Regions from separate parts of the Homo sapiens genome. Here regions 2 and 3 are each linked to region 1. A link is a loop called in an ENCODE intact Hi-C map of the cell type or tissue named here. Cell type or tissue: GM12878. All regions are shown on one strand. Links, peaks and the distances in the headings refer to the core of each region. The heading gives the core; the rest is flanking DNA. Region 1 overlaps LOC105373712 (a long non-coding RNA gene). Region 2 has its middle 11 kb from the start of GALNT5. Region 3 has its middle 110 kb from the start of GALNT5.

Region 1 (10,846 bases), core at 3,738-8,737:
ATGGCAAAACCCTGTCTCTACTAAAAATACAAAATTTAGCTGGGCGTGGTGGTGCATGCCTGTAATCCCAGCTACTTGGGAGGCTGAGGCAGAAGAATTGCTTCAACCCGGGAGGCGGAGGCTGCAGTGAGCCAAGATCGCACCACTGCACTCCAGCCTGGGTGACAGAGCAAGATTCCATTTTGTGGGGCGGGCGGAGGGGAAGATAGTCTTCTTCTTAAGTTTTTAGTTTTTCAGTGTTAAGCAAGACCTCTGGGGAAGAGGGTTAGATGAAATCCAGTGACCACACGTAAGAACTGAGCGGTATCATTGAGCATCCATCTGGCCCTAAAAAAGCAGAGAAAGTATCCAGAATAGATTAAAATATATATCTCATTCTCTCTCTCTTTTTTTTTAAAGGGGGAGGCAAAATGGAAATTGCCCTAGCCTGAATCCTAGCATTTGCAGTAGAGAACATGCTGGAAGACACTATCAAAAATCAGTTTGTGGGGCCACAGTTCCTGCCAGAGTAACCTAATTGTCTGACTCACTTTTAATCTCAGTGGATGTGGTGAGAATGACTGATGTTGCTTAACAGCATTTAGTCTTGGTGTTAAATATGGGAAATTTACAAAAAGATTCTTATCTACGGAGGAGTGGAAAACATCACCACACAGAGATGAAAGGGCCCAAGAGAGGAGAAGGTGGGAAATGTCCCCTTCCTGCCACACGTTTCATCTGTGCATGTAGCTCCGACTGGCTTCAAAGGAAAATCTGCACCCAAGCACCCAAAAGAAGTAGCTAAGTGTGTGGTGGGACTGAACAGCAGGCCCATTACAATAGCATTCCAAAAAAAAATTTAAAAGCCAAGTATATGTATGACCTGAAGGTACTCATGGAAAAATGACAAACTATTCAAAACTGAAAAGAGGCTTACTAAAATATTGTTACCAGGTGCAAAGAGAATCATTTCTCAACATTATAGTTTTTAATACAAGAGAAGAAAGATTTGGAGCAACAAATCACAGAAAGAGCTTTTCTTAAAAAACAACGTTGTATGACTTTAATATGCAATTTTCTGTGCCCCTAATTCCCAGACTAGCTTACACATCAGATGGATCTTGTTAGTATAGTTGAAGATGGAAGGAAACATTGCTGGTTCCTCTTCTCATAAACGTACCATGTGATAGAGCTCACTTCTAAAAAGAGATGAGGAAAATAAAGGCATAAGATATATATACCATGTAACAAAACTGCACTTGTACCCCTTACATTTATACAAGTTTTTATAAAGGCAAATGTAAGTATGCTTTCTTTAAAAAACTAAAAAGATACATATACCAAAATATTTAAAGTCTTCCCATGACAGCATATTGAGTAAACAACCATTGGCACTACTATATATTTTTGCAGCTATAAGAGTCATTAGTTGTTATGTGCTAACATATAAAAGGAATCAAATTTAATATATCCAATTTGGAGGAAACTGTCCTATTGTCCTTTGTCAATTATAGGTTTTAAACATCCTTTATGAAATCACGTTTTGATGTCTTGATTTAGGAAATATGATCAGAGTAACTTGACATCAAATTAATCATACCTACTTTCTTATCATATTTGCTTTACACATTTTATAGACACAAAAACTTGAGTTGATGGTCTAGATTAAACTCAACCATTTCCTGGAGAGAATCTGCGAATATTCTGTTCAAATCAACAGCATTTAGCAAAGGCCTACAACATGTCTGGCTCTAAGTGTGGGAGAACGTGATGCTGAAGTGAGCAAAGCCTAGCTTCTGCCCTGCACGAGCCTTGAGTCTAGCAAAATAACTCAACATGCCCACCTCTACAGAGTACAAGACAGAAAACAGCACAAAGCCATTCAAAGGACACAACAGAGAAATTCATCTCCTCTTCAGAAGGGAGCCGAGGTTGCCTTTGAAGGTGAAAGACAAATTTAGAGAATCAGCACAATTTCAAGTCAGAAATGGTACCAGGGAAGAACCAGCATTTCACATGTGAATGAGAAGGAGAGTCATCAAGAGGAGAAAACTGGGAGAGCTATCAGAGATTGGCGACAAAGCTGGTATGGCAGGAATGTGGGCAGCTGCGTAAGACAGAACTACCGAGCACCTCATTGGTGTAATGAATACACTGAACTTGATTCAGTTATCAAAAAGGAATCGCCAATCTTTCTGAGTAAAGGCATACGTTACTAAATGGGGATTTTAGGAAAATTGATAAGACAGTGGCTTATAAGATAATTGGAAGGAAGAAAGCTGAAGACCAGTTCAATTAGTGCCACCATCTTAAAAATAGTCAATTAAAGCTTGTACTAGAGGCCAGGCAGGATGGCTTATGCTTGTAATCCCAGCACTTTGAGGGGCAAGGCCGGTGCATCATTTGAGGTGAGGAGTCGGAGACCAGCCTGACCAACATGGCGAAACCCCGACTCTACTAAAAATACAAAAATTAGCCGGGTGTGGTGGTACATGCCTGTAATCCCAGCTACTTCGGAGGCTGAGTCAGGAGAATCCCTTGAACCTGGGAGGCAGAAGTTGCAGTGAGCCGAGATTGTGCTATTGTACTCCAGCCTGGGAGACAGAGGGAAACTGTCTAAAAAAAAAAAAAGTTTGTGCTAGAGCAGTGTCCGTGGATAAGAAATGGACAGAGTAGAAGAAAGAAACACTGCAGAAGGATAAGCAAGTTGTGAATCCTAGGCATAAGGAGCAATGGGAGAGGGACTTGCAACTCTGAACCATCCTGGGGACCAGGGAGGATGATGCTATCACAAGCAGTGATGGCAGGGAACCTAAGAATTTTGCTCTGTTATGTGACCCAATTTCATTACTACCACTACAGCCAAGCTCTTCCAAACAGTGTTCAACTTCTGAGTCCCAAAAATTAACTCATGAAAACCTTGCCACATTGGGAAATCTAATTTTTTCTTTATTTCACACTACAGAAGCCATTGGCAATGGAAGGTTAATAAATAACATTTCATAGCTTTCCAAAAACAATCATTCTGAAAGCGAAGCGAAATACTCATCTTGAGCTCAACTAGAAAATGGAAGGTCTGACCATCTCTTCAGACCAATGTCCCCTCAGGGAATCTGGCCTGAACATCAAAAGGCTGTCATGAAATTCGTTTCAATTGCTTCATCTTCCTCTATCGGGCAACCCCCCCGTGGTTACCATGAAGTCATACTCTACCACTGAATCTTATGAGTAGGAGAAGTGCTTGGATGGCAATGGTGAGGCAGCTGGAGGTGGGCCTTTAAGGATCTGTTCAAAGGAATGGTTTAGAATAGTCTAAGCTATAAAAATAATCATAAACTATATTAAAAGGAAAATGGAGTTAGTCAATGCTATGGATACCCACTTGAGTGAAGAAAATAGTGTAGGTAGCATGGCAGACATCTCCTATAAGTAGCCGGAAATATTTAGCTAACAATATTGGCCTTGGCCCTCTGATAATTGTTTTTCAAATATACTTAAATATGAGCAGAAGAAGGTCTTCTTCAATAGTGTCTCTGATTCTAAGCCCTTGTAAACACATTATTACCTATTGTTTACTCTAACACTATTGGAGCCAAACTCGGAAGGAGAGTAGAACCCTTGGAGCTTGAATGGCCAAATGAAGACCCCCATGAGGGAAGACCTACAAGGGAATGCATGTGTGTGATGCTGGGAATTGATGTATTGCCAGGGGCCAGGTTGGGCTGATTCCAGGCTATCAGTTAAAGTGATGTGATGCCAGGAGAGAACAAGTGTATCAATATCCAGGGAATGGAGGAGGCTGAGAGCTGACTTGGAAACTGAGTGTGACAGTAAGAAGGACATTACAGAAGAGAATACAGAGGAATAAGAAAGACAAAATAAGACATAACCGGATGAGTTCCAAAACAAATCCATGAGTATGACCTTCCACCCTGTCTCCACATCTCTCATATGCACAGCCTACTTTGCTATGCTTGCTCAGATGTGTTCTTCAACAGCAGACCTCAGCTGGTGTTACAGGCCTAGTTTCAACGTCAGAGGGCCAACATCAATGATACCAGTTGTTCAGGCCCTGCTCTGATGGGCGTCTGATGGGAACCCAGCCACCATACTCTGAGAAAGCCAAGCAGCTCCATGGAAAGACCACGTGAAGGTGTTCTAGCCGCAGGGTCACCTGTGGACTTAACTGAAAGCCAGCATCAAACACCACACATGTGAGCAACTGAGCCTTCATATGATTCCAGCCCTTAATCCCTGCACCACCCCAGCTGATCTTGAGTGTAGCAAAGATGAGGTTTTCCAGCAAAGACCTGTTCAAACTGCAGGTCTGTGGGCAAAATAAATGTTAATTTCAGCCACTAAGTGTTGGGATCATTTGTTACTTAACAGCAGATAACCAGAATGGTACACATAGTATGACTTCAGAATTTACAGTGAATTCAGGGAGACAAGCATGTTCACAGATGCGTCAACCATGTCAAGGTACGACACATGTACCTTAATTGATCCATACATAAAAATGAATGTGTATGCATATGCATATCTAGTTTAGGCATAGAAAATTTCTAATACATAAAATTAAAAATAGTTACCTCTGTGGAGTAGTCCTGGGTTGTTAGGGAAGGAAGACTTCTTTTTATTTGTCTCTTTGTATGTTCTAATCCTGGTTTTATACACGTACTTACTTCATAACTTCAAAAACAGTTTAAAGTTTCAAAATAATGGTAAAATAAGAGAAAAAAGGCTAAACAAGTCCTATAGGCACCCCATGAGTACTACACGTTAGATACCCCTTGAGAACAGTAGGCAACCAAGTTGTTGGGAAAAGCTGCATTTTATCTCTGTGTCTCAGTTTCACATCTATGTAAAAAACAGTGCCAACCTCATAGGATTTTTGTGGAAATTAAAGTTCTGTAGGACTACCTGACACAATAGTAAGCACTCAATAAAAATTAATAAAAATATCTAAGAAACCTGGAGCTGCTGAGCACTGGCATGGCATATGAACACAGGGCCCCAAGTGGCAAAATTTGACTGTTACTTTAAGGAGAAATACCTTTTGTTCTCCTTATATCAAAGAATAAAAAGGAGCCAGCATTTTAGATACAATGGCAAGGGAAGGTGTAATTTGGCTCTGTAACAATGTGATAACTTCTGCAAATGCCACATTGACTTACATTTTCCAAAACACAAAAGACCATGAAATTAAAACCTCCATCCCACTTCCCCATTCTGCTTCTCCTTCTTCAGGGTGTTCACTGGGCGTGACAAGTTGTCTGTGTATTACAGATGACTGTCATCCATAGGTGGCCGAGGAAATTGTGTTTACGATAGTTTGACATCTAATGTTTAGCTTCTCCCTGTATTTTAAGAAACTAGACATTATCTCAATTATGTAAAAGAATTACCAATTTTTTCACTTGTTTTCCTGTGTAGGTTTCGCATTCAAGTTATTTAGGGTGGGCTAAGTCACTTAAAAGATCGAGTGGGGTGATTCAGCCTTCTTCTCCCCCAAAGTGTTCCATGTTCTAAAAAGTTTGCAAAAACATGATCTAGTTCTAGAAGTATGAAGGGTTGGAGTAGTCTAAGGGATAGGGAGAAGTTGAAATTGCCCATGAGATTACGTGACAGAAGACCATAACCGTAAGTATTTTCATAATTGACAAGGAGTTATTTTAAGTTTTTTAGATTTCAGGGTAATGGTGTCATCATTCTGCTTGCAAAGTCAAATGAGTAATGATCAGTTCCTCTCTGATTCAGGGACTTCTGTTGCTGCTTCCTGTTTGGTTTAACTCACCCAAGTATCTTAGAAACATGAAATATTGTTTCAGCTTGGTAAGGATGTCTGGGCTTGATTTTTTTTTTTCTTACGAACCAGGTGTTTTACCCCATGCAAATTTCTGGCATTTCAGGAAAAAATTTTTGTTTTCTTTTCTTCAACTTGAGGATGATTTCACCTACTCAAAATATAAGAAAACTCTTTACCTCCACAATTTTTTAGAAGGAAAAACCTTCCAAAAAATAGAGAAATGCTGTGTGGTCAGGAATACTTTGTTGAATTTTATTAATTTAGCCACTTTAAATCCCTTTTGGCATAAACTCAGTGAGATTAAATAAACCAAGAGAGTGACTAAATAACAAAACCTCTCTGATTCCATCACTGTGCAGTGAATATGAACAAATGTGTATGTGAATTTTAATGAATATGAAGAGTGGGCTATACAAATTACATACTTGAAGTTCTTAGTGATACGTTAAATTGAATTGTATAAGGGCATGAAGAGTTCCTAATTAACTCTATATGAAGTTCTTGAAAGAGGAAAAAAATCACCTACAAGAATTCTGTGACAACCGTTATCCAGGACTTTTAAACGCTGGTTTAAATCACCAGCAAACAAGCTGTACATAGGATTTACATAGTCAACTCATGTTGATAAAACATAGTCAGCTCCAGGTCTTCCAGACCATTTCCCCCTCATTTTGGAAAAGGAAACCATCTTCAGATAACAAGCCAAGGACTCTTGTTGATATCTTGTAAGCACCCTTTTATCACAAGTAATTAGCACACAGACTGCTTCAACAGAAAAGGCACTGAGGTTCACATTACTTCAAAACAACAAGAAATACAGCCCCATTAGCCCATAGTCTGGGGCTAACCACAGCTTCTATTCTTAGCCTCCCAGGGTCCATCTCTTACTCCACCACTGAAACCATCTCTTCAATGCTCTGATGAGAAACAACAGGACACCTACTCTAACTTCATTCCCTCTAGGTAAGGAATTCCACACTTTCTTACCTATCTGCCAAAGCACACACACCAGTTCACAGCCTCTTACCTAGGGTAGAGGGTAAAAATTTAAACTTCCATTTTTATGCATTATTTCCTGCTCATTTGTATGGGCCATGTTTGCTCGTCAATTTAACGTAGTGTCTACAGCCTGGGATGCAGTGGAGAACTTCAGAGGTCTCTAACTTTCCTTCAATAATGGTATCTGCCCACACAATGGAAGCTTATTAGTACATGAAAACCCTGCTTATTCAGGATTTAAACATCTGGAAAGCTAGAATAAGCAATTCTAATTTTGCAGCAAAGAGAAAAAACATAAGTAAAATTGTTTTGTTATAAATTTTTTTTCAAATCATAAAGCTTCTACAGCATACCAAAGGGTCGTTGTATTGGCAGGGTAAAAAAAGGGGTTGCTGATGTTAATTTTGACTTGATAATCCAAGCATTTCTCTCCCTGTCCCGAAGAAGGGTGGTTTCAACTAAAGAATTTCAGATCATTTTTTGCCAAGAATTAACACCCCTAAGCCCATAATGACTGACATCCAGCAGTCAGTACAAACAAAAATGAAACAAAACAGAAAGTCAGCACCTAGTGACTCTTCTGCCCTTGGATGGAGTGGTCAGGCCTCTCTGCTGCTTGCTGACTCTGGAGTCTGACACCCTTGCTTCCCTCCAATGGGCCTGTTTGCCCTCAAGAAGACCCTTTTCTTGCCTTGAAACCTGCAATAACCGTCAAAGCCACAGGGCCCATCTGGCTGTTCCAGTCAAATTGCTGCCAGTGGTCCCCGTAACAGGAAGCATGGCGGCACAGGTTTCCTGAATCAAGGGTACTTGTGCTCAGTGGAATTCTGGTGTTAACAATGGTATATTAAGTTTTATATTTGTTCCGTATGCTGAGAATACTATTCAGTAAACTGAAGTTTCTTAAACTCTCTGAACCTCAGTCACCTAAACCACAAAATGAAGATAATAATATTTATTTTTGCAGGGTTGTTCTGATGATGTGAAAAAAAATGCCTAGGACATTGGCTACTATATAGTCACTCAAAAAACAAAACCCTGGCTGGGCACAGTGGCTCACACCTGTAATTCCAGCACTTTGGGAGGCCGAGGCCAGTGGATCACGAGGTCAAGAGTTTGAGAACAGCCTGGCCAATATAGTGAAACCCCGTCTCTACTAAAAATACAAAAAGTAGACAGCCATGGTGGTGTGCACCTGTATTCCCACCTACTTGGGAGGCTGAGGTGGGAGAATGGCTTGAACCCAGAAGGTGGAGGTTGCAATGAGCCAAGATCGCACCACTGCACCCCAACCTAGGTGACAGAGTGAGACTCCATCTCAAAAAAAAAAAAAAGAAAAAAAAAACACAACAAAAAACAAAAAACAAACAAAACAAAACCCTTAGTAGTAGTCGTTGTAATAGTAGTAGTAGTTAGAAGTAGCAGTAACATTAATAAAGATATCTGGAATGATATTAGAACAATGATGAGAAGGGGGAAACAAGCTGAGACCCAGCATATCACTGACCAATCAAGCTCTGAAGAACAATTGTGGCAAGCATGAGAATGCTAAAGTTCAAGAAGTTTGAAGTCCAGCACAGTGGCTCACACTTGTAATCCCAGCACTTTGGGAGGCCAAGGTGGGAAGATCACTTGAGCCCAGGAGTTTGAGACCAGCCTGGGCAACATGGCAAAACCCCATCTCTACAAAAACTAAAAAAAAAAAAAAAAATTAGCTGGGCATGGTGGCGGGTGCCTGTGGTCTCAGCTACACAGGAGGCTGAGGAGGGAGGATCGCTTGAGCCTGGGAGGTCAAGGCTGCAGGGAGCCAAGTTTGCACTATTGCACTACAGCATGGGTGACAGAGTGAGACCCTAACTCAAAATTTAAAATATCAAAAAAAAAAAATTTGAGTCAGTGAAGTCTGCTTCCCAGCAGAGCAGAGATGAATCTACAGAAGGCATCCTGGAGAAATGGCAGCATCACTTCAGCCTTCTCCACCCACATCCTCTCTAATGAGGCTATTCACTAGTGGGGTCCATTCTCAGAGGTCACTCCAGTGGGTATCAAACCAACCTCCAGAGAAGTTAGACCTGTGGTCAGACCCCAGAAGAGTTCTTCAATCCAGGGAAACATCTTCAAGATTTTTCTTCATGAAAAAAAATCAGTTTTAATACATTTTTCTTTTTAATGTGTGTTAAATAACCCTGAGAATACACCTCAAAAATTTCAGTGATGCCATCATCACCAACAGCAAACAGAGATTAAAGATTTGTATGTCCCCATTACTTGCCATAGCCTGTCCAAGCTTGGTTTGGATGATTGACTGCTTTGTCACCCTGGAACTCCTGGAATCCCAGTGTATCCTTTGGGGGAGACCTGGAAGCATGAGACCCACAGCTTTAAGCCTTTCTTTTTTGGGTTCTGGATTACTTCTCTGGGAAACTTTCCTTCATCACTCCTTCTAAAGGGTAATCTGAGTGTCCTTCCTGTGGACTGGGTTCCATTACAGCACAGAGGATTTTTCTTAACACTGCATATTTTAATTAGCTCTCTTGTCTGCATTTCCACTAGACCGTAAGCTCTCTCATGGTACAGGCTCTTTCCTCTTTTCCACTGTGCATGTCTAGCACCTAGCAGAGTGCCTGGCAATGGTTGGTGCTCTCTCTATATTTGCCATATGAATGGATGAGTGCTAGAGCTAGAGGTAATGGTGGCAGAGTACATACATCACAGGTTAATGGCAACAGATTCCAAGAGGGAACAGAGGGGTTTATGGGACATGAAGTCAAGTCCCAGGCTAATATAGCTCCATGCCTCTAAACAAACTTAGTGACTCCAAAGGTATTTGAGCCTACTTGTAGACATTCCAGTTTTAAATTTGCATGTTACAATTCTGGTTGTGACTTTATACTTACAAAGCAGCAGCCAAAGTTATAGCTATACTACCGGTAGGTATGTACCACAGAGAGATGAACTGGCCCAAGGGACAAGATGTTCCTGTAAACAGGCATTTGCATTTGAAAATGTGGCATTTGGGGTACAGTACTTGGTGGCAGCCAAAACTGCCTTCAGAGAGAAAGTATAGATGGAAGAAGAAAGTGAGAGTGGAGGAGTGTGAATACATATGCATCATCTCCTTGGCTCAGCAGAGCACAGCAGCAAAATAATGCATATGCCATGATGATTAATGCCCTGGGACTCAGTCATGCTTTGCAGATCCAACAACCAGCATCTCATACCTTGGGCTGATGGAGAACCCAATGCAATCTTACTAAGACTAAATGCAAAGAAATGTTCTAGAGGAAAGAAATGTTGTAGTGACAATTCAATGGAAAACACAGTTTTAAGTATATTTTATTTCTGTAAAAGTTTATTGGGCATAAGCAATTATGTTTATGTTTTAACAAAAATATACTGCTATTTCCTAAAAAGAAATTCAGGAAAACAACATTTTTTTCCTCTCAGCCTACATAAGTGATCACTTACTGCTGGAATATGAGATTAGGTAGTGGTAGACAGGCTATAGCAAGAGAAGACACGATCAAGGCCCCAGGGTAATTTGAAGAGGGAGGGAGAAACTGAAGAAATGAACATGAGTGTGTGGACCAGGCATCCATTATGCTGAGGACAAGTATGTAAAGGCCTGAGTTCAGGAGGCTTTTTTCAGTATCAAGAAATCCAAGTGAGAACTAAAAAATAGGGACATAAATTCTCCTAACCATAGAGCAGATTCTACAGGCAAGAGATACAAATATCTACCTTCCTGGGAAATAAAGTGTTTGAAGAAAATAATGAGACCTTCAAACTCCTCTAAGGCATTTTAGAAAGTCTAACTGCAATAAAGATAAGAAAGTTGGAAACTTCCACATATTTAGACTATAAAAATCAAAGTAATAGCTAATAGACAAATTACATCTACTTTTGCTGCCCCCCTCCCCCAAAATTAAAATATTGCATAAATTGAAAGGTCATGGACTTAAACAAAATAAAGAGAAAATAGAGACTGATTTTGAAGATTTATTATTTTGAAAACATCTTAACCAAAATATTTTAGAGGTTGAAAATATATGTGGCATC
Region 2 (10,846 bases), core at 3,233-8,232, 220 kb before region 1:
GTTGAGCACTCATATTTTAACCCTCTTCCTGTTTAGAAACAAAAAAGTGCTGCTCTCTGCCAGCGCTCATTTAATTTTACATAAACATGCTCTTTGAGGCTGAAGCAAATCTGACTGATTTTCAATGTGAAACTAAAATATAAAAACTGTTCTTGGAGTTATTTCTAAACAGAACTAACATCAGAATCGTCTGAATCATCAGAATCATCTATTTCAGAAAACTCAGATTCATCAAATGAATCTTCGGCCAACAACCGTTCGTGAACAATGTTAACATCACACATAGGAATGCTACGTTTTCTAGGATTTGACATTTTCAGCAATCAAAAATTACTATATTTTGTAAATGGAAATACCACTACTAAAAACAGAATGCTGTAAATAGAATGATGTCTTTTGTGTCCAAAATTGATACATTAGAATGATGCAAAAACAATAAGTAAAGTGAGATATTTCAATGCAAAGTTGTCTTAGGGTAAACGCTGCAGCCACAAGCTCGCCAGCAAGTATTCTTGGGGCAAACGGAAAAAGGGTAAATAAGTTGTATCTCCTTCTTCTCCATGGGACTTTTCAGTGCTAATTCTAGTTCCCTAAAAACTTATTAAGACACATAGAAACTCTGAGATACTCAACATGTAATATGAATCCCAATATCCCATTCCCAGTCATTTCAGGAAAATCAAAATCATAGCTGACATTTGCTGAATATGCCTTATGCATCTGAGCTTTTCTAAGCACTTGACCCATATGAAGTACTTTAATCCTTAGAACAAATAGTGAAAAATGCATGAGTATACATATTTTAAAAAACTGTGAGATGTCTCCTGCCTTTCCATGTAATTTATGGCATCCAGCATATGCAGGTTACATGAGCCAGATGTTCATCAACGAATGTATCCACGAATGGCAGGAAAAGGTTTAACACTTCTCAATATGTATTAGTAGAAAAATTTAATAATCATATCATGGGGGAATCATATGGTTCTGTCCACATGTTGCATATGTACTTGCATTTCCCTCCAAATGAGTTGGTCAAATGGGAAAGAGAAAGCATTTAAACAGATGGGACAAAATCAATTGGAAATACTCTTCACCATACAAAGCACACACTATTATGAAGAATCTTAACTCTGTTTTCATAAAATAAATTAAAAATGAAAAGCAAACAAGCTAATGTTGGTGATTTTTTATAAAAGCAATTTCTATGGCATTACAATGTTTTAACAGATTCCATTTAATCAGATGTGCCTTTTAGAACTGACTTATGACAGAATGATCATTACAGTCTGTGATTATGTACTTGGATTGTGGCAAAATCTTGAAATGCTTATTAAATCAATCTTTTAAAAGATAAAATAATATTCAGTATCAATGTAGGATTAAGAATGGTCCGTTGTATGAAGCTTGAACCTTATCAAGCCCAAGGAATTAAAGAAAAAACTTTTTCAAAATTCCACAGCCTCCCACATATTGTAAATGCATGTATTGTGCCTACTTATTAAGCAAATACATGTGACAAAAATCCTAGGACTTACATTTTATTATTACAAATGCATCTGTCTGTGTGTCTGTGTGTGTGTGTATGTAGATTAGGGGAACGGTTGGGTATATAATCATGTGTCATTTAACAACAGAGATATGTCCTGAGGAATGCATCTTTAGGTAATTTTGTCATTGGGTGAATATCATACAGTGTATTTACATGAACTTAGATGGTATAGCCTACTACACACCTAGGCTATATGGCATAGCCTATTGCTCCTAGGCTACAATCCTATACAATATGTAACTATACTGAAAATTGTAGGCAATTGTAATACAATGATAAGTATTTGTGTATCTAAATATATCTAAAATCGAAATGATACCACAAAAAAAATTGTATAAAAGATAAAAAATGGTATACCTGCATGGGGCACTTGCCAGGAATGGAGCTTGCAGGACTGGAAGTTGTTCTGTGCCAGTAAGTGAGTGAATTATGAGTGAATATGGAGACCTAAGCTGTTGCTGTACACTACTATAGACTTTGTAGACACTGTACACTTAGGCTATGCCAAATTCATTTTAAAATTTCTTCAATAATTAACCTTAGCTTACTATAACTTTTTAACTTTATTAGTTTTTAAATTTTTTAACTTTTTGAACTTTTTGTAATAACACTTAGCTTAAAACATAAACACATTGTACAGCTGTACAAAAATATTTTCTTTCTTTATATACTTATTCTAAAGTCTTGTTTCTATTTTCAAAATTTTTTGTTTTACTTTACAAACATTTTGTTAAAAACTAAGACACAACACACACATGAGCCTAGGCTTACACAGAGCCAGGATCATCCATATCACCATCCTCCACAACCACGTCTTAACCCAGAGGAAGGTCTTCAGGGACAAGAACACACATGAAGCTTTTATCTCCTATGATAACAATGACTTCTTCTGGAATTCCTCCTGAAGGACCCACCTGAGACTGTTTTATAGTTAACTTTTGTTAATGAGTAGAAGTACACTCTAAAATGATGATAAAAACTATAGTATAGTAAATATGATAATAAATTATAGTAAATATAACTTTACTACAGTGAATACATAAACCAGAAACATAATCACTTATTATCATTATCAAGTATTATGTACTGTACATAATTACATGTGCTACAATTTTATATGACTGGCAGCACAGTAGGTTTGTTTACACCAGCATCCCCACAAACACATGAGTAATGCATTGAGCTGTGAAGTTAAGATGGCTGTAATATCACCAGGCAATAGAAATCTTTCAGCTTCATTATAATTTTATGGGACCATCGTCATATATGAGGTCTGTTCCTCACCAAAGTATAGTTATGTGGTATATGACTATATGTTTGCTTATGTGTGAGGAAGACAAAAAGAACAAGGCAAATTAATTTTATCTGCCAAAGCTTACGTGTGTTCATGTGATATCACAAAAGCTTCACAACATCAAGGGGTCCATAAGCTGCACTTTCTTAAGTACTGGTTCATTACTATCTAGTTCCCTAAAAAATCAGTTAAAGCATGTAGAGACTTTCATACACTCAGCACATAAGATGAGTCCAAGTAGTCCATTTCCAGCCATTTCAGAAAAATTAAAATCATAGATGACACTGTTGAATGTGTTTTATGTGTCTGTGCTTTTCTAAGCACTTGACTCATACTAATTCATTTAATTCTGACAGTAATGTGAGGTTGGTGTTCTTATTACCCTTCATATTACAGAAGAGAAAACAAACACCCAAAAAGCTTAAAGTATTTATCCAAGATCCCAAAGCTAAAAATGGCAGAACCAGGATTCAAACCCAGACAGTCTGTCTCCACAGCCTTTCCCTAGTGTTCCTCAATGGGGCCCTGTTATGTAGGGTAGTATAATACATGATTGGATGGCACTGACATGCATATTGCAGGACATAGAGCATTCCTCCCCTTTTGCCATTAATTACTACTAGCACCCACTAGGCATCGTGACAACAAGAAGTGGTACCTAACTTCCAGCATTTCCAAACATCTGAGGGTCTATTCACCTACTCACACATTCTCTCTGTTTCTATCCCACCCCTCCACACACACACAAACACATACACAATCCAGTATACATACATGCATTCACATACTCACACACAGCCAAAATTTGAAGTGAAAATTAAAAGTTAACTGAGTTCAAAGTTTTCCTTTCTCTATTCTTTTTTCTTCCTTGTTGCTTTCTTGACAAACATTGCCTTTACTCCATCCTTATATCTAGAGGGCATGGGGAGGAAGAAGAAAAGAAAAGGAAAAGATAATAGAAACACAAAAATTAAAGGTAAAGAGAAAAGGAGGAAGAATAGAAATCAAACAGAAGGCAAAAAAATAGATATCTATAGGAACTATTGAGATAGGAGTTTTCTGCTCCTAAGTCACTGAATGAAGTAAAAGCAATCAGTAAATCAAAACCATTATCTGACTTGCCTTGCCTCAAAACTCATTTATGTATTTCAGAGAACCACTGAATTTCAGAATGGAGCTGGTCCAGCTAATGCTGTAGTCCAAACCCCCACCTAATGGAAGAATACCCCCTACCGTTTCTGTGACAGATGGCCATTCATCCTCTGCCACATGTCATTTACAAGAGCAGGCATATCGTTAACTACTTTTAGAAGAAATACACGTGTCTTTTGTTTAGTACTAATTGTTAGAAAGTCATTCTCATTTAGAACAGAAATCTGCTATGCTCCAGTCTCAGTTCTCTCTTCTGGAACCATACGGAATGAGTTAAACCCTTCTTCCACAGGATATTCCTCTAAAATTTTGAAGTGGTTATTATGTTGCTCCTGAGTCTCCTCCTACCCAAAATAAACATATGCAAAACATATGATCTGCCCTCCAAAAGGTAGTATACCTGGTAGTGTATGGCCAATGTCCTCAAAAGGCCTGTTTCATTTCTTCCCGAGTAGTAAATTTTTTCTTACAGAGCTCAAAGTCAGCACCTCTGGTGTGTATTTGTGTGGGTATGCTCTGTGAACTCTACATATATACATATGTATAAATATGAATATGCACACACAAACGAAGCACACATGGAGTTTGTACATTTGTATATAAATATGTAGACACAAATGTGTATATCCATGTAAAATATGCACATTGCTCCTCTTTCCTTCTCTTTCAAGTGCTCCTTTCTTGTGTGTTTTCAGGCCAGCCCCAATACAACCAGAGCTCACCTATTTTTAGGTTTATTTCATCCCTCTGGAACTGAGTTGGGTGCTTTCAAGTTCTATGTACATTTTTTAGCTTAACCAGGAGTGGATGCTTAACAAACCCTTTTCTCCTGTGTGCCCAGCCCTGAGTATTAATCCTCAGCTTCCAAGAGTAAGAAAAACACTCAAGCACACGGCATCACAAGACCTGAATGCCTCTGAAAGTATGTGATAACAGCAACGAAGTTGAGATCCTGGAATAACCAAACCTGACATTAATCTGAACCCATTTTTCTTTTCCTCTCTTAGTTTGATTTCTAATTAGGTATTGCTTCTGCCTTTTTCTCTGTTTATCACTTACCCATTTCCTACCCTATTTTCAGAGGAGAGAAATAAAAACTTTTCTTTGATATTGAAGGAAATGTCCAAAGGGTCCTGAGTTCAAGTCTCTTTCGTTTCTCTAACTGTAGTCTGAGTTTCACACTTCACTGCCTTTGCAAGCCTCAGATGGAAAGGTTATTTCCAGGTTATGATAACATTATTGGATCCAAAGTCATTGTCATCATTTCATTCCACAGAAAGTTATTTTGCACTTTCCCCTGGGAGCAGGAATTGAATTGGTGGGGAGCAGGGCAGGGGGAGATCTGAAACAGCTTCCAGCTTTTTCAAAAAGATTTTCATTTCATCCCACTTCTTCACAGCACATGAAAAGAGCCCTCAAATGCCCTACATAGCACCTGCTGTCTGCTCCTCCCACAAGACTTCTTTTTCTACTCCTCTCTTCTTCCTTCTCTTTTCTTTGCTATAATGGAGGCCATAAAGAGGACAGGATCATTTCAGGGGGATGGATGAGAAGAGGAAGGAGAGTCAGGATCAGAGGACAGGACCCGTTCTGAGGGCATTCCCAGGGCAGCACCTGGGAGGCTGCAGGGCAGCAGTAAGTTGGATAGGGGTTGCTGCTCGGATGGAGGTTGTCAGGGCCAAGGGTAGGGGACCCAGCACTCATGTTGTTCTGCGTGACAACTTTGCTTAGGCCGAGCCCTACAGAAACTCGCTCAGGTCTTTGTTCTCTTAACTCAAGCTTTGCATATGAATCACTGAAACTTTTAAATGAGTGATTCAGAGAGCAGCTGAAGATTTAATTCAGTTTCTGCCAAAAGAGACCACGGAAGGATTTTTATATCATTACTAATAGATTTTCAAAGGGCAAAGTCCTAACATGCCTGCAGTTGTTAAAGAATGTCTCTTTCTACAAATAAAATCAACAACAAAAATCTCTAGTGCCTTCTTTTTATTCTCGCCTGTAGAATTTCTCCTAATGCTTTTAGATACGGCAATTCCACTTTCTAAAATCCTTTCATGATATCCCCTTCTTTCCACGTTTGTCAGAAATCATTACTCCATATCTGCTTCCCTGTCACCTTTTATCACTCTGTCTCAGGAATGCTGTGGGAGTGTCCACATGCCTTCTTTGTTCTACTGTCACTCATTGTGTTTTCTCCTTGCTTAGAGGCATTGGTTAAAATGCCAGCAGGACTCTCGAAGCTCTCTGAGAAGTCCTTACTCTTGTTCTGAGGTAGCACATTTCTTTCTCCTCTTAACAGCTGATTCCAAACTTTACCAAGTGCATCCAACCCCTACCCACTGTTAAATAAAATTTATAGGAAGTCATTGAGTTGGACTGAGCTCCTGAACTAGGCCCCAACCGACCAAATCAAAATGGAATCACTCGTGCTAAAGTTCCTTGGTACCAAACTAAAAAAGTTGCTTATTTCACCTTTCAGGAAATCAGGAGAGAAAGACCATTGCCAAGTATCCAAACAGGCCAGTTTTAGCTGGTAGAGTCAGGAAACATCCTTTTAACCCTGCAAGGAAAGTAACCTGAAGTAACCTGATGGTAACCCATCTGCTTTTTGTATTATGCTATATGTTTGGTCCTGCTTAGACTGTCCTATAAAAACGAACTGTTCTACCATGCCCATCAGAGCACCTTTTCTAAATTTGTGGAGGAGATACTGCCCCAATTCCTGTTAAATCTTTAAACTAAATTTGTTACAGTGTTGTCTTTTGACATCACTCACCCTCAACTCTTCACTGTTCACCATTAGTCTATCTCGTACTTCTCTGAGAAAATCAGAAGTCACCAGGCCCGAACTCTGAACTTTGCTTTCTTCCACTCATTTTTATCTGTCCTGGAACTGGAACAATTTCAAAACAAAAGGTGTCTCTAATCTTTTTTTACAATTAAATTATAAGCCTGTATTTGTAAACTCATTTCTTGTCTCCTCTGGTGACACACTTTTATCTGATTAGGCCGTATCCACTCTCTTTATAGTATCAAAGCCCTCACCGTCATTCGTAGAAAGAACCCCTGGCACAATCTTGACTCTAGACCTGGAGTCTGGAGCTCCTACCCAACTCTGCTCCAAAAATATCATATTTTATAAAGATTTTCTTCAAACAATACTGTAATTGAAGCCTATAGGCCTTCATTTTAAATGTTATACAACTCAATGATAACATAACAATTTGAATGTAGAGGCAATGGGACGAACTCTAATTTTGAGAGTGGCTTCCATTTAAACGTTTTAAAAGCATTGATGGGTACTTTGCACCTGGGGAACAGAGTAAGAAGGGCATCTGGCTGGGCCCATCCAGGGAGCACACAATGGCCTGCTCTCTTTAACAGCCTAAGGCAGCACTGCACAAACCAGAGAGTCTGCACTGACCTTGTGGAGACCAGAACTGCAGCTCCTTCTTAGGACCAAAGAAGTAGGGACCTCATTTCTTGAGGATCTACAAGCTGTAATAATGGCATCGTCCACTTTTTTCCTGCTTGGAATAGTAAGAAACTAAAACACTGCACTCGTTTTTTGGTCCAGGAATTGTCCTTATTCTTTCCTTAGGTTTTTGTTTTTTAAAAAACAGCTTTATTTAGGTATAATATATACACAATAAAGTGCACATTTCTAGGGTGTACAATTGAATACATTTTGATATTGTGTCCATACCTATGAAAGCATCACCAGGATGAAGACAGTAGACACACCTCCATCCTTAAAGGTTTCTTCATGTCCCTAAATGATAAGAAAACCAATCCATTAACAAATGGATCAAAAATTTGAAGACGTAATTCACCAAAGAATGTAGACAGTTGGCAAATAAGCACAGAAAAATCTGCTCAAAATTGTTAGTCATTAGGGAAATGTAAATTAAAACACAAATAGATACCACTATATACCCACAAAAATGACTACAATTAAAAAGTTAAGTGTTACTGAAAATGTGGGGAAGTGTCAGTGGGAATATGAAATGATACAAGCACTTTGGGGACATTTTGGCAGTTTCTTAAAAGTTAAACACACCTTAGGTTTAGAAACAGAGGGCATAGCTTGTATATTTGTGCCTTACGTGCACTTTAAGAGACTGTGTCTTTAATGAAGACCCACTCTATTAGTAGAAATGATCCCTCTTCCAGTCTTCCCTCTTGATCTAGAAAAATATCTTAAATAGACTAACATGTACAATTAAAGTTCAGATTTTATTCCATGTGTGATTAGACTGTTCAAAAGAAGGGCAATAAATATGTAGCACTTATGTTAATTGGTCTCCCAGCCTGCAGCTTGCTTACTACCAATTTATTCTTCATACACCCACCCGCTCTCTATCCAAAACCCTGAGAGTATCACACTCCAACTTTAAAAAGCTTCTAGCCCTTGAACAGTAAAAATCCAAAATCTTGAACAAATACAACAGAAGCTCAGCCAACAATCTTTACCTCGTTGCTTGCCAATCTACTGTAAAATCTAGTACTATCAAACAAATCTTAATTATCCATTCATATTATTCTCATGCCTTCCTCCCTCAATGTTTTGAGCCTGCTTTTACCTCTGCATAGACTGCTTTTCCTAAATTACCCTCTCCCTATTCATAAGAGGAATTCACACTCAGTCATCACCCCCAGGACACCTTTCCAAACACCCCTCCAAATAAGCTATTCCAGTTTTCTTATTTTAATATTAATATGCTTCTGCTGCTGAACCTGTGAGCCTCAATGTATGGTTGGTGGTCCAACTCTATCAGAATCATTATCTACTCCAGTTAAAATCCAGATTGCTAGGCCCTACAACCAACCTTGAAATCTCTGAGGGGAGAACGTCAGAGTCTATATTTTAACAACACTTCCTCATGAAATGTTTGATGGACACACATATAAATGAAAACAACTACACTAAATTATGGGCTTTGGCTTCTTTATTTTCCCAAAGCTTAGCACAGGGCCTAGTCTAGTATGTGGTCGGTACTCCATAAATATTTTTTAAATATGCACCTAGTTACAAAATCTTCATTTATTTCAAATACAACATATTTAAATTTGAACTTTTCTTTTCTCTCAAACTATCATTTTCCCCCTACCATTCCTGTTTAAGTTACTGAAGTTCTTACAGAGCCACCCTGAGCTATTTTCTCTTTTTATCCCCAAAGCTATAATTAACCAATACTAATAACTCAGTTAATTAAGATTATGAGTTGCCAGTTTTGGGCTCATTGACAATATGTCCTTCAGGAACCTGCTCACTTTCTCCATTTTAATGACTAGCACAGTTCTTTGTCCAAGGAAGATACTCAATTAATGTTTTGCTTTTAAATTTATTAAATTTTTCCTAATTAAACTAAAATATTTTTTAAGTAAAAATTGGCTAGGGACCTGTAAAGTAGTATAGCACAAATGTTGGCTTAGCCTCACTACTCAAAAATCAATGAAAACTGAGGTCTAAACACAATAAATTGTCTTTCAATAATAGGGTTCTTGTTTTTTTAAACTTAGGCTTAACCAATTATGATTTATCACTAATACAGGCAACCCTTTTCAAGAACAAATGTGTAAAGGGTATACTGATTCTCTTGGTCTTAGGAAATAAGGTCATTTGTTAGTCAGCTTCCAAATTTTATTTAAAAAGAGACATACACCAATGTTTAATGACTGCCAGAAGTTGTAACTATTCATCTTCATTGGAAGAATTAGTTAAAATGGAATAATATTTCCATTTGTATTTTTACTCTACCTGTTGATATTGCAATAATGCCTGCCTTTTAGTATATGATTTTAAAACTTTTCTTTCCTTTTATGGATTTGTTTCACAGGATGTTATTATCCAGTTGATTACAACTTGTCTCTTCTCTAAAAAAGAGAAAGAGAGAATTTGGAAAGAAAAAAATCACATTAAAATCCGAAAAAAACAGTAATTAGTATTTACTTGGTTTTCCCATTTAAATTTTCTAATTAGTATCTTCATCCTGTATTGTCTGAAGTCGCAATGAGTTGAAATTAATTATCCATGTGGATATCCAATTTTTCCAACACCATTTATTGAATAAACTACCTTTTCCACTTTATGCATTCTTGGCTGTTTTGTCAAAGAACAACTGATTGTAAACTTGTGGATTTATTTCCGGGCTCTCTGTTCTGTGCCATTGGTCTATGTGGCTGATTTTATGGCAGTATCATATACTTTTTATTGACACAGAGTCTTGCTCTGTCACCCAACCTGGAGAACAGCAGTACAAACTCGGTTCACTGCAACCTCGACCTCTTGAGCTCAAGCTATCCTCCCACCTCTGCCTCCCAAGTAGCTAGGACCATAGAGGTGCACCACGATGCCCTGCTAATTTTTTTATTTTTTGTAGAGATGGGGGTCTCATAATGTTGCCCAGGCTTGTCTCAAGACAGTAGTATACTATTTTGATTGCTATAACTTGGTAGCATATTTTTGAAGTCAGGTACTATGATGCCTCTAGCTTCTTCTTTCTCAAGATTTTTTTGACTATTCGATATCTTTTATGGTTCCATACAAATTTTAGGATTTTTTTTCTATGTCTGTGAAAAACGCCAGAATTTTGATAGACATTTTATTGAATTTATAGATGACTTTGGTTTGTATGAACATTTTAAGAATACTAATTATTTCAATCTGTGAACACAGTATATATTTCCATTTGTTTATGTCTTCCATTTCTTTCATCAATATTTTATAGTTTTCAGTACACAGAGATTTCACCTTCTTAGTTAAAAATGCTTTCATCTCCTTGGTTAAAAAATATTTATTCCTAAGTACTTTTATGCTATTGTAAATAGGCTTGTTTGCTTAATTT
Region 3 (10,846 bases), core at 2,610-7,609, 320 kb before region 1:
TACTCTGCAACTCTCAACTCTTATGACAATCCCTTCCTGAGTCTTCACCCATCTCTCCAGCCATCTCTCATCATATTTTTGGGCTCACCTCCCTTCCACTCCCCTCCTCCCTTTAAATATTGTTGTTTCTCAGAGTTCTGAATTGGTTTTCTTCCCATTTTACAAATGCTCTGTAAACATTCCCACCCACACCTGTGGTTCCAACCACATTTATCTAATTATTTTTAAAGGATGTACATGATTTTGTGAAAGAGATAGGTCCTGGGCCACAATTTGGAAACATGTGGGGAAGTCAAAGCCATAAGAACCATTGTATTTTTATTGTTACTTCCACAATCTTAGCTTTCACCTTTGTTCAGCTTCAGCTGATTTAGATAGGTTTTTATGGTAAGGAGAAAAGTTTTATTCCAACCTCCCTACTAACCAGTATGAAAAAGTTGGAATAGGCTTCTACAGACTACCTTCTATATGCTACCACCCAAACCTCTATCTCCCACTCATTCTTCTCCCTAGCATGGAGTCTTTTCCAGACTTCTTCATTCAACTGAAAGACAAGCCGGAAGGTTGAAATAGAATTTACTTTTTCCTTTCATTTGCAATGTCAGAGTTTTGATCATTTCAAAAATTGAAGTGCTTTTTAAAAAGAGAAGAAGGACATTCTCTTTATTCATTTTGAATAAAAGCAAACATCTTTTTGATATCTTAAAAATTAACATGAAATAATTTATATTATGCTTGACCATTTATATTATTTCCCCTTTCTTAGTACTATAAGTTGATATGATGAAAAATGCATAATACATTTTATAATCCTTCTGACAAGGAAGCTTTTAATTGAACTTTTAAAGTTAAAATCTTCAAAGATCCAGAATAAATTTTGGCTATATTTTTCCTGCCTATGAAATTCACCTAGAAATTTTTTAAGAAGGAGGGATTAATTAAGACTCCTCCTCCATATTTTATTTTTAAACACAGTATCTTCAGATGTGCCTAATACGGGGACTTCACTAATCTCCTTTTTTATGTTAAGAGAACGCTTTTTCTGTTTTAATCTGTCATTGTTTCTTTAGCTTTCTTTCTTTTAAGATAATGCTAAACTTAGAGAAAAGGGATTTATACTTTGAAATATTTTCACAAAGTTTTCTTCCAATAATTATTTTTTGTTTGCTAAGGAATGGTGGCACTATGTCCCAGCAAATGAAATGTTGGATGTGCTCAAAAAATAAAGGGATTCATTCTAAGTGAACGTAGTAATACTATGGAGGGTACTAGTAGAAAGGGAACCATCCGTTAAGCCAAACTTTTAATTTGTTTATTTTCTACAATACTCTGAATATCTTCCATCTATCACCTATTAAATCATACTACTAAAGAAAATAACCAAATTTTGCTTGCTTGAAATATGTAAGCTTTCTAATACTCATAATCCAGGCTCCAAGACATTCAAATTTGAAAATATGTGCAAGATAAATTATCTTATATTTTATTAATTGAATTAGCTGTAACATGGGCTTACTGAGTACAGGCCCTAGTTAAATACTGTGAAAAGACAGCCTGCAGATTGCTACAGGCTGCAAAGAGTAATAGAAGAAACAAGGATTTTGAAATCAGATCACCAGTGTTTGAATCCAAGAATTTGTTCTATCACTTACTATCAGCATGAACTTGGAGAGGGTATTTGACCTCCTCAAGCTTCAGTTTTCCAAATTTGAATAGAGATAATATTTACAAAGTCCTTGTGAATAACAATATTGATGTATTTTATAAAAATAAGCTTCCCATACATTGCTTGAATCTTAATCGATGTGCCAAAAATTGTTAATGATATTAATCTGTCATTGCAGAGTAAATATTTGCAGTGGTTTCTAAAAGTCTTACCTGAAACATTTTACCTCCAAAACATCCTCACCACCACTACAACCACTGCCTATTTTCCTAACCTTATCCTTTGCTTCTTTCCCTCACTCACACTTGGTTCCATCCATACCAAATCACCCCTACTCTCCAGAAGCCTTTACCCAGGGAGCACCTGCCTGGAATTGCCTAGTTAATTTTGTTCCGCCTTGAAGGTTTCGTTCAAGGTCACAAATTCTGGAAGGCCAATTATGTCCACTTAGTGTGACTTAGGTGCCTCTCCTCTGGGCTTCCATACCAAACCACACGTCTCTGTATTGTTGCTCTGTCTGAGCCTAGACTGGAATGAAAAGCAGTCTTATATTTATTTTTACTTCTATCTCTAAAGCATAGGTCAGTGCCAAGCACATGCTTTGTGCTCAACCAATGTTTTTTCTATAAGATAATGAATAAATACATAAAATAGTACTATATCTGAAATATAAAATATGTTCATTATTAAGCAGGGTTTTTAAAAATGTGCATGCCTCTCAGAGAGGAAGCTGGGTTATCTTCTAACATATTATTCAAAACTAGATTATTGCTAATGGAACAAAAGACAAATTCCCCATACCCCATGAGAGAGGGGCTTCAAGGTGAGAGAGAGGTGGATGAGCTAGGGAGAAAGTAGAAGTCATGAAAAAACGATGCTCTGCAGTCCACCAGGGACCTGCCCTTCTTACCAACAATGGAAATACTGAGTGGATGATCAGACTTCTTTCTTTTCCTCTCATAAGAGCTCCATTGCCAGCTAACGATGTAGGAGCACAGAGTGATGCTTCTGAACTGAATTGGCATGTCAGATATATGTTCGTGTGAATAAAAATGCAACACATGATAGATTTAAGTCAACAAGTTTAGAGCTGAGGTACTTGTAAGAGGGCTGAATATATACATATGCATGTGTGTTGTATGCATTTGTGTATGTTTAAACTTCCAAAACCTATAACAACTCTCCTACAGATGATACATAATTCTGTTGTAAGGGAAAAGAAATTACATGCATTATTGAGAGAGACTGCCTGTCTCCTGTAGACCTGGAGTCATTCAAAATCACATTCTTTAACAATGGTTTCAAATAATGTAACTATGCCAGAGAGGGGTTTTATTGTTTTTACTGCACTGACCCTACAGTGTAGCAAATTACCCTCAGGTCCTGGGAGACAACACAATGACTTTCAGGAGCAGTTTCCACATGTTCAACATTTAGTAAGTAATATGGACCCCATGGGACATAATTCCAAGGAAAGAAATGGAGCACGACTTGAACTTCCCAAATTTCCCCATAATTTTCGAAAGGCTAAGTGTTAATTACCTCAGGATCTCTGGGTAATAGCTAAGATAGTTTCATCTCTACTCTCCTTTTGTTGTGTACTTGACGGCATGGAAAGGAGAAAAGATCCCTTCCCCTTTCCAAAAAAAAAAAAAAAAAAAAAAAAACAGAACCAAAATTTTCTTATCTTTTTGTTTAGTTTCAAACTTTTTCAGTCAATAATCTGTCAAACTAAAGGGTCTTTCTTTTCCTTTAATCACAGGCTTGACCCAAGGAAAGGGAAGATAATATTCACTTTCTCTATGTGAATGTTCACTGACAGATAATTCAATTATTGCAGAAAATTATTTTAAACATTAAGATGCACGAAGTTCAGTTTTTCTCTGTTTCTGCTACTATCACCAAGCTATTGATAAGATGTCTAAATTTATTGCAGAATAATTCTGCAGGAAAAGAGATAAAAGGTTCCTGAATAAAATATGAGGCGAGAGCTGTAAATTGTAGCAATGCATATCATTTCATTCAAATGTAGGAAGCAATTACCATCTGCTATACTCATCAGTTCCCTCCTTTATGACTTAATTATATGTTTAATGCTATCAGATCAAGGAAAGGGCACAATAGATGAATGAGTGAGAGAAATAGAAAAGATTCTGCAATAAGACAAAAGGCAGCTGAAAAGTAACCTAAGAAGAGAATTGATTTCATTTGTTGGGAGAGGAGTTAATTTAAATAGTATATTCTATCATCTCCAGTGGTGCACTGAGATAATATAAATCATGTGTTTGTGAATTTGCTTCATACAATTTTAACAAAAGCATTCAAGTTTCTCAAAACCTAAGGTCTGCAGGTTTTTATTTATTTATGAAATGGGTAACATTTACAAAGAAAGAGCAATGACTGACAACTAAAGCATTTAAATTATTATTAACAGTACTAGCTATACAAGCAGTAGCTGGCAGGGAAAGGCTGACAAACTCTCCTTGGTTCTCTGCTATCTGGCTTGAAACATCAACAAAGATCATATGCTAGGCTCTAAGAAAGAGTCTTGATGTTCCTGGTGAAGCCATCTCTATGCTTTCACACATTTTTTTCAGGAACTCTTCAAACAAGATGAACCACGGTTCAAGAAAGGAACTCACACACAGTTTGATTAGTTAAGTGTGGAGGTTTGTCTTTCTCAAGGTATTTTTAAACTTTTTAAAAGTATATTTAGCACATGGGAAGAGGTAAAGCATTGGCATCTCTGGAGAAACTGGAATTTTCTGTAGTTGCATCAAGCCCAAGATAAACTTCTTCTACAAGCATGGCCTTGAGTTTGTGGCATAGGTGTACTATGCATGGGACCAAGATTTGATCCAGGAAATTGTTTCCTATGTAAACTCGAAAATTTACCATACCCCATGTAAACCAGATAGTTTAAATCCTTGAAAATTTCATATTTACTTAGCATAATTTCAGCTCCTTATTCTTCAATTACATGCTTTTAGAGAATGGTTGCCTCAATACAATTCTCCCTTCTCCAGTCTTCAGTCCTTAGGATGTGGTTGTCTATCATACAGGCCAAACAGAACTGAGCCTAGTCCACGGAGATGCAGAATGACTCCTATTGGGCTTCCCATTTTTATTTTTGTAGTCAGATATCAGGATTTGTGATTATTGGTTTATATAAGCTCTTCAGAAGAAACTTTATTAAATAAATTTTCTATTTCATATGTATGTAGAAAAATATTTATTATAGTTTTGAAAAATACTTTCTTATATAGTGCCTGAATTTTCTTTTTATAAATTATGTATGATCAGAAACACTGTGCATGGTCTCAGTGCCTATGGACAATGCATGTCTAACAGTTTTATTTTGTCATTTAATGTCAGCATATTCTATTATTCATGATACAGCAATCATAAGATATAAATAATCTTTAAATAACTCGTCAATCTTCCTGCAGCACTTTGTTACTGGCTTTCGTGTCCTGAAGTGAAACTGACCAGAAACATTAAACTCTCTGTATGAATCATATGGAGTGAAAATTGCTACTCAGTGAAGCAAACAGATAGTCCAAAGGTCAGAAAAAAGTTTTAGTTTTTCTTTCCTGTTATTAACTGACATACGTTTTATACTCAAGTCAAGAGTTCTCATTTTACCAACATGTATTTTTTCTTTACCAACATGGTTGCTCAAAAGTAACAAGGTGAAATTTTATTAGTTTTTATTTTCTTTTCTTCAATTACACACATATTCACACAGATACCTTATGAAAAATCAGGTCATCACTGTTCCACAGGCATTAATAGGGTATAGAATTATCTAATTATTTTAAAAGGATTTACATGATTCTGTGAAAGAGATAGGTCCTGGGCCACAATTTGGAACCATGTGGGGAAGTCAAAGCCATAAGAACCATTGTATTTTTATTGTTACTTCCACAATCTTAGCTTTCACCTTTGTTCAGCTTCAGATGATTTAAATAGGTTTTTATGGTAAGGAGAAAAGTTTTATTCCAACCTCCCTACTAACCAGTATGAAAATGTTGGAAATAGGCATTGCCTACCTGAGAAGCTGGCATCTCAGTTGGTTGTTCATCAAAGAGACACAGGCAGGCCAAGCCCCATCTGGGACCTAAGGAAAACTCCCATGGAGAGAGGATGGTGTACTACTACCACACTTTGTAAAATCTTTATCTTGGTACTACATATATTTTCTTATTGTATCCATCTATATACACACATACACACATACAGTCACTATATACTGCATACATATCTATCATATATGCATATGTACATCATATGTAATATACATTATATATGCTTATATGCCTATATGTGTATGTAATATATATAATATAGCATATATACATACATACATGTAAGCATATACAGATACATGTGTGTATACATATGTGTATATATACTACATAATTTGTGTATATATAATAAAAACATATATAAAATGTACATATGTATATATAGTAGGGGACAAACTTTTTTCTTATAAATTATTATTTTTGATTTGAAAAATCATAATTATATACATATATGAAGAAGAATATGATAGGTTGATATATGTATACAGATATGTATAATGTATCATGTGTAATGTATAATTATTAAATCAAGCAAATTAACATATTCAGTACATCAATGATGTATTATTTTTTATGGAATTACTTAACTACCTATGCACATACTATTAAAAATATGACTTAAAATCTTCAAGTCAGCTTCCCACAGGACCACAGGACTTCAGTGATTTTCGTTTTGAACAATGCAAAAGAGTTGTCTAAAGGAAGTACCTTATTTATAGTATTTCCTTAAAACAAGAAAACCTTTCCTACCTAACCCTAACGAAGTTACTATTGATAGACAAAATCTTACCATGGTCTTAAAAAGACAAAGACATCAACCTTTGTAGCCTGAATTAGAATCCTTGCCTATTCAAAATATGGTGTTAGTCAATGTTTGAACTAATCTTTTTGTCTTCCTAAACAATCACAAAATAGTTTATGAAACCAAACAGCTTGTACAAGGACATTGTATTTTCAGAACTCCAAACTTAGGAAAGATCAGAGACCAAAGTAAAAACCTATGCCAAAACGTAATACATTTCTCTCTCAGTCCATGCAAACAATGATAAAGAAAATGAAAGGACAGAGGTCAAAGCCAGGGTAAACTTCAAAGACTCCTGAAAGCCCAGAATACTTCTTGCTAAACCTGATTCTCACTATTAGGGACCTCTCATTCCCAAGCAACATGGCCCTCCCTAGCATACTCCAGGCAATTGTGAGAAGGCCACTATATCCACCTTCAAAAGGTCTTGGATTTTATCTGGCCCAAAATGGAAAAGAACATTTATCCTTTACTACACTGCAACCTTTCTCTTTGGAGGGACATAGAAAATAGTGATTTGTGTCAGAATTAATACCTTTCCTAAGGGAACAAACAAGAGCACTTCCTTGGGGTTATCAAAGAAACTTAGACTCTCATATTAGGCCCTTATAGGTTGTTAAATGAATCTTCATTACATTCAAAATGAGATGAAATAATTGACTGAGGATACCAAAAGAATAAAGCAGCAAGCTTACCTATAAATCAAAGAGGCCTCCCTTTTCTTCTCTAAAATGAATAAGTCTCAAATATATGAGGAGATAATTGAGAGTCAGTGACACAAAGAAACATCACATAAACCTATCTATGTACAACACAGACCTGGCTACATTTGTTATTACTCTTTAGAGTTGTTTTTCATTTCAAAAGGAATAAAACTACAGGTCAGAAAATTTCAAAACTTAGAAAAAAGAAAGAAAAATGATCATCTTGATTGCAAAGAACTCCATTTACTTATTCATTCTTTCCCATATATAATTAGCATTGAATATTACATATGTATCAGACACTGTGCTATATCCAAGAAATACAAAGATGTTTATAAGCCCCTCCCTACAGAAATCAACAGTTTCTTTAAGAAGATAAACTCAACAGTACACAATTAAAACACAGTGTCATAATTACTCAGAGAGATGCATATTTTGTAAATGATTTCAATTTGTACCTAGTTTCAGGAGGATTATGCAAGAGGTGATGAAACCTTAATTCTGATGTTGATTCCGCTAGTAATTAATTATGTGACTTACAGTTTTCTTTTCTGGGACCCTGTTCCTTCATCTGCATAATGAAAGAAGTTTGACCAAATGCTCTCTACACTCCCAGGTCTTCATTATCTTACTGCATGGGAATTCCCTTGTTAATTCTCCTCATCATGGATGGTGGTGTTTAATACCCCACAACAATTTACCCTTTAACCGGCCCATCATATCAAAGGAGGCCACCTATGTGTCTTTTTGTCATCCCCTATCTTCTACTGATTATCCCATTTTCCCTTTTGGAAAGGAAATAGGGAACTTTATAACTATTATGTGGTCATCAATATGCCCAAGAGACAGTAAAGGAATTGTTTTCAAGAGAAAGATGATAAAATTCCCTTCACTGTTACAAAATTCTCTATGCCCCGAAGAGAATCCTGGCTCCCACAATATATTTTCTTACAACACTTTTCTGGATGAGACTTCTCTGCTATTAAAAAAGGATTATTCTGAGTAAGTGGTGAGGATGCCTTCGACTATTTAGCATAGATAAGAGAATTGCCACTTGCCTGGATCCTGGGGGAATGGAGAAATAAGTTCTTTCCACAGACACACCGAATTGATTCCATTATGTTTCCATTCTTCTTCAGCAGGGACACTTATCTTCCTTTATACTAGACAATTTATGGTTGAAATTCAGTAGACGCCTCTGAATCTCTTTTGCACAGTCCATGTAGAGACTTCTCTTCAGCTGGTAGGTTGTCAGTATCATGGTAGACTCATCAGAAGCCAAAGACTGAGTTTTACACTGGCCTAGATGGAAAGATTTGGTGATTTCAGTTTTTTGCTTATCAGTCAACTGTCTTTATTAGAATCTTATTCATTGTCGTAAACCATAAAATTTCTATTTCCTTTTAGCTAACCCTTAGAATGAAGTTGCTTCTCAGGGGAGAATAAAACAATCTTTTCAGGGGAAATCTAGGATAACTTACGTAAATGTCTAACTATAATAAAGTATAGCATCAATTATTGTCTCTTAAGTATATAATAAAGATCTTATCCTAAGCCCAACTCTCATATCTGAGCAAAATTGATAAATAGGGGAGGAAGACAGATTGTAGTTGACATTCCTGTAACTAAAGGAGAGGATGTTTTGCTGTATTTAGTCCACAGATAGAGATAAGTGGAAAGGTCAGAATGGTCTCTACTCCACACTCAACCCCATTGAATGGCACCTGAGCTGTTCTTACACGTAAAGACAACGAACTATTTTCACAAAGGACCTGAGGCACCTAGGGCAACCATAACATTGCTGCCTGGTCCATGACAAGCTTATCACAGACTAGAAAATATACACATTCTTCTCGCTGCATTGAAAAACATAGTAGAGGCCAGGCACGGTGGCCCATGCCTATAATCACAGCACTTTGGGAGGCTGAGGCAGGCAGATTGCTTAAGGCCAGGAGTTCGAGACCAGCCTGGCCAACATGGCAAAACCCCATCTCTACTAAAGATACAAAATTAGTCAGGCATGGTGGCATGTGCCTGTAATCCCAGCTACTCAGGAGGCTGAGGCAAGAGAATCACTTGATCCCAGGAGGCAGAGGTTGCAGTGAGCCAAGATCGCACCATTGCACTCCAGTCTGGGCAACAGAGCGAGACTCCATCAGAAAGACAGAAAGAAAGAAAGACAGAAAGAGAGAAGGGGGGTGGGAAGGAAGGAGAAAAGAAAGAGAAAAACATAGTAGAATTCTACAAAATGGGCTCCAGTATTTTAACATCAACAACCAGCATGTTACAGATAGGTAGATAACGAGCAGGGCAAGGGAGAGCTCTCCCCGCACCCACTAGGAATGTCAAATGATGGTTTGGCAATTATCACATTGCCTCTCCAAAAATAATAATTCGGCAGCCAAGGAGAGACAATCTCTTGATGGTCCACACCGGTTAACATTAAAAATGTTAACTGAATGCAGGCCCCAGGGAGAAGCAACTTTTTGGGCATGTGTGTTAACAGACAAAAATAGCGAAGTATGATCTTCTAGGGGCACACTACACCGGAAAAGGGAAGAAAAGCCTCAGATGGACATGCATATAACTCCCTAAACACACTGGTCATGCTCAGTTCCCAAGGGTAAGGAGGACACTGCACATGTAGAAAGCCCACCCTAAAACAACAATCATGGGAAAGAGCAAAGCCTATAAAGTCCTAGGATCAAGGTTAAAGGCTCCGTTTTTTGCTGTCTTCTTTTGTTTTTGCTCTCTTTTCTCTCTTGGACCTTCAGGCGCCCGCTTGGGTCTCTTCCTAGCAAATTTTTCTTTCTTTCCTGTTCTAAAGCCTTTTAAATAAACTTCTACTCCTGCTCTGAAACTTGCCTTGGTCTCTTTTTCTGCTTTATGCCCCTCAGTCCAATTCTTTCTCCTCAGGAGGCAAGGACTGAAGTTGCTATGGACCCATACAGACACGCTGCTGGTAATTCAGGGAAACTCGAATCTCTGCCACCACTAACAAGCAGAGCCATGAAAGAGACCTTAGTGTCCAACAAATGTGATGGTACCCTCAGGATATCTCTGAGATGGCAGATCCACAGCAGCCATGAATAAATAGCATATTCGTGGTAGGAATTAATGGGTGTATATATAGCATTACAGTTGTTGAGCCCAGTGCTAAAATGTGTTTGTGAACTATCTGATTTCAAAAAAAATACTTGAGGGTAAGGATTGCTTAATACAGGGTGCTTAAAGTACTGTACTAGATGAGAGCAAGAGTTGGTGCTATTTGGCTTAAGCAGAGACTTTTTTTAAAATATAGAATAGTATAGCAGTTTTAAACTGCCACACTTTGTCATCAATTCATTCATTTATTTATCAGTTATATAGTAAGCACTCACTGTGGTAGGCCTAGGATACACTGTGGTAAATTAAACAGACATGGTCTTTGTACTTTTGGAGCTCATCATCTGATCAAGTGCATACACATTAAACAAGCAAATAAATGAGTTAACATATAATTAACATTGTGATAGATGTTATGAAGGAAAATAGAAAGCTAAGAAAAAAAAGAATGGGGTATTGAGATTCACTCTTGTTCAGTTAG

Evidence for each region. A loop is a pair of places that touch in the nucleus more often than their neighbours do. Peaks named below come from ENCODE experiments on the same cell type or tissue, not always from the same donor. Only the 100,000 strongest peaks of a DNase experiment are listed, where the experiment ranks them.
Region 2: it touches region 1 in a loop (2.8-fold over the local background); 1 of 110 quality-filtered maps calls a loop at or near these places.
Region 3: it touches region 1 in a loop (2.8-fold over the local background); 1 of 110 quality-filtered maps calls a loop at or near these places.

What each region holds. Positions count from the first base shown.
Region 1 is chr2:157,463,850-157,474,695 of GRCh38, forward strand. It overlaps LOC105373712 (a long non-coding RNA gene), which reads right to left. Exons shown (of 4, transcript XR_923513.3): 4 at 697-1,178. Among named protein-coding and RNA genes, the nearest start is that of CYTIP, 25 kb to the left of the region's middle. RefSeq lists enhancers at 1-1,121, 5,292-5,511. In GM12878, for the core only: no CTCF peak of the experiment used is centred there; DNase peaks (open chromatin) are centred at 5,202, 5,712, 6,622 and 7,406; H3K4me3 peaks cover 3,054 bases; H3K27ac peaks cover 4,114 bases.
Region 2 is chr2:157,240,799-157,251,644 of GRCh38, forward strand. No RefSeq gene overlaps it. Among named protein-coding and RNA genes, the nearest start is that of GALNT5, 11 kb to the right of the region's middle. RefSeq lists an enhancer at 5,163-6,362 and a silencer at 5,737-5,826. In GM12878, for the core only: no CTCF peak of the experiment used is centred there; a DNase peak (open chromatin) is centred at 5,753; H3K27ac peaks cover 473 bases.
Region 3 is chr2:157,145,753-157,156,598 of GRCh38, forward strand. No RefSeq gene overlaps it. Among named protein-coding and RNA genes, the nearest start is that of GALNT5, 110 kb to the right of the region's middle. In GM12878, for the core only: no CTCF peak of the experiment used is centred there; a DNase peak (open chromatin) is centred at 5,209; H3K27ac peaks cover 255 bases.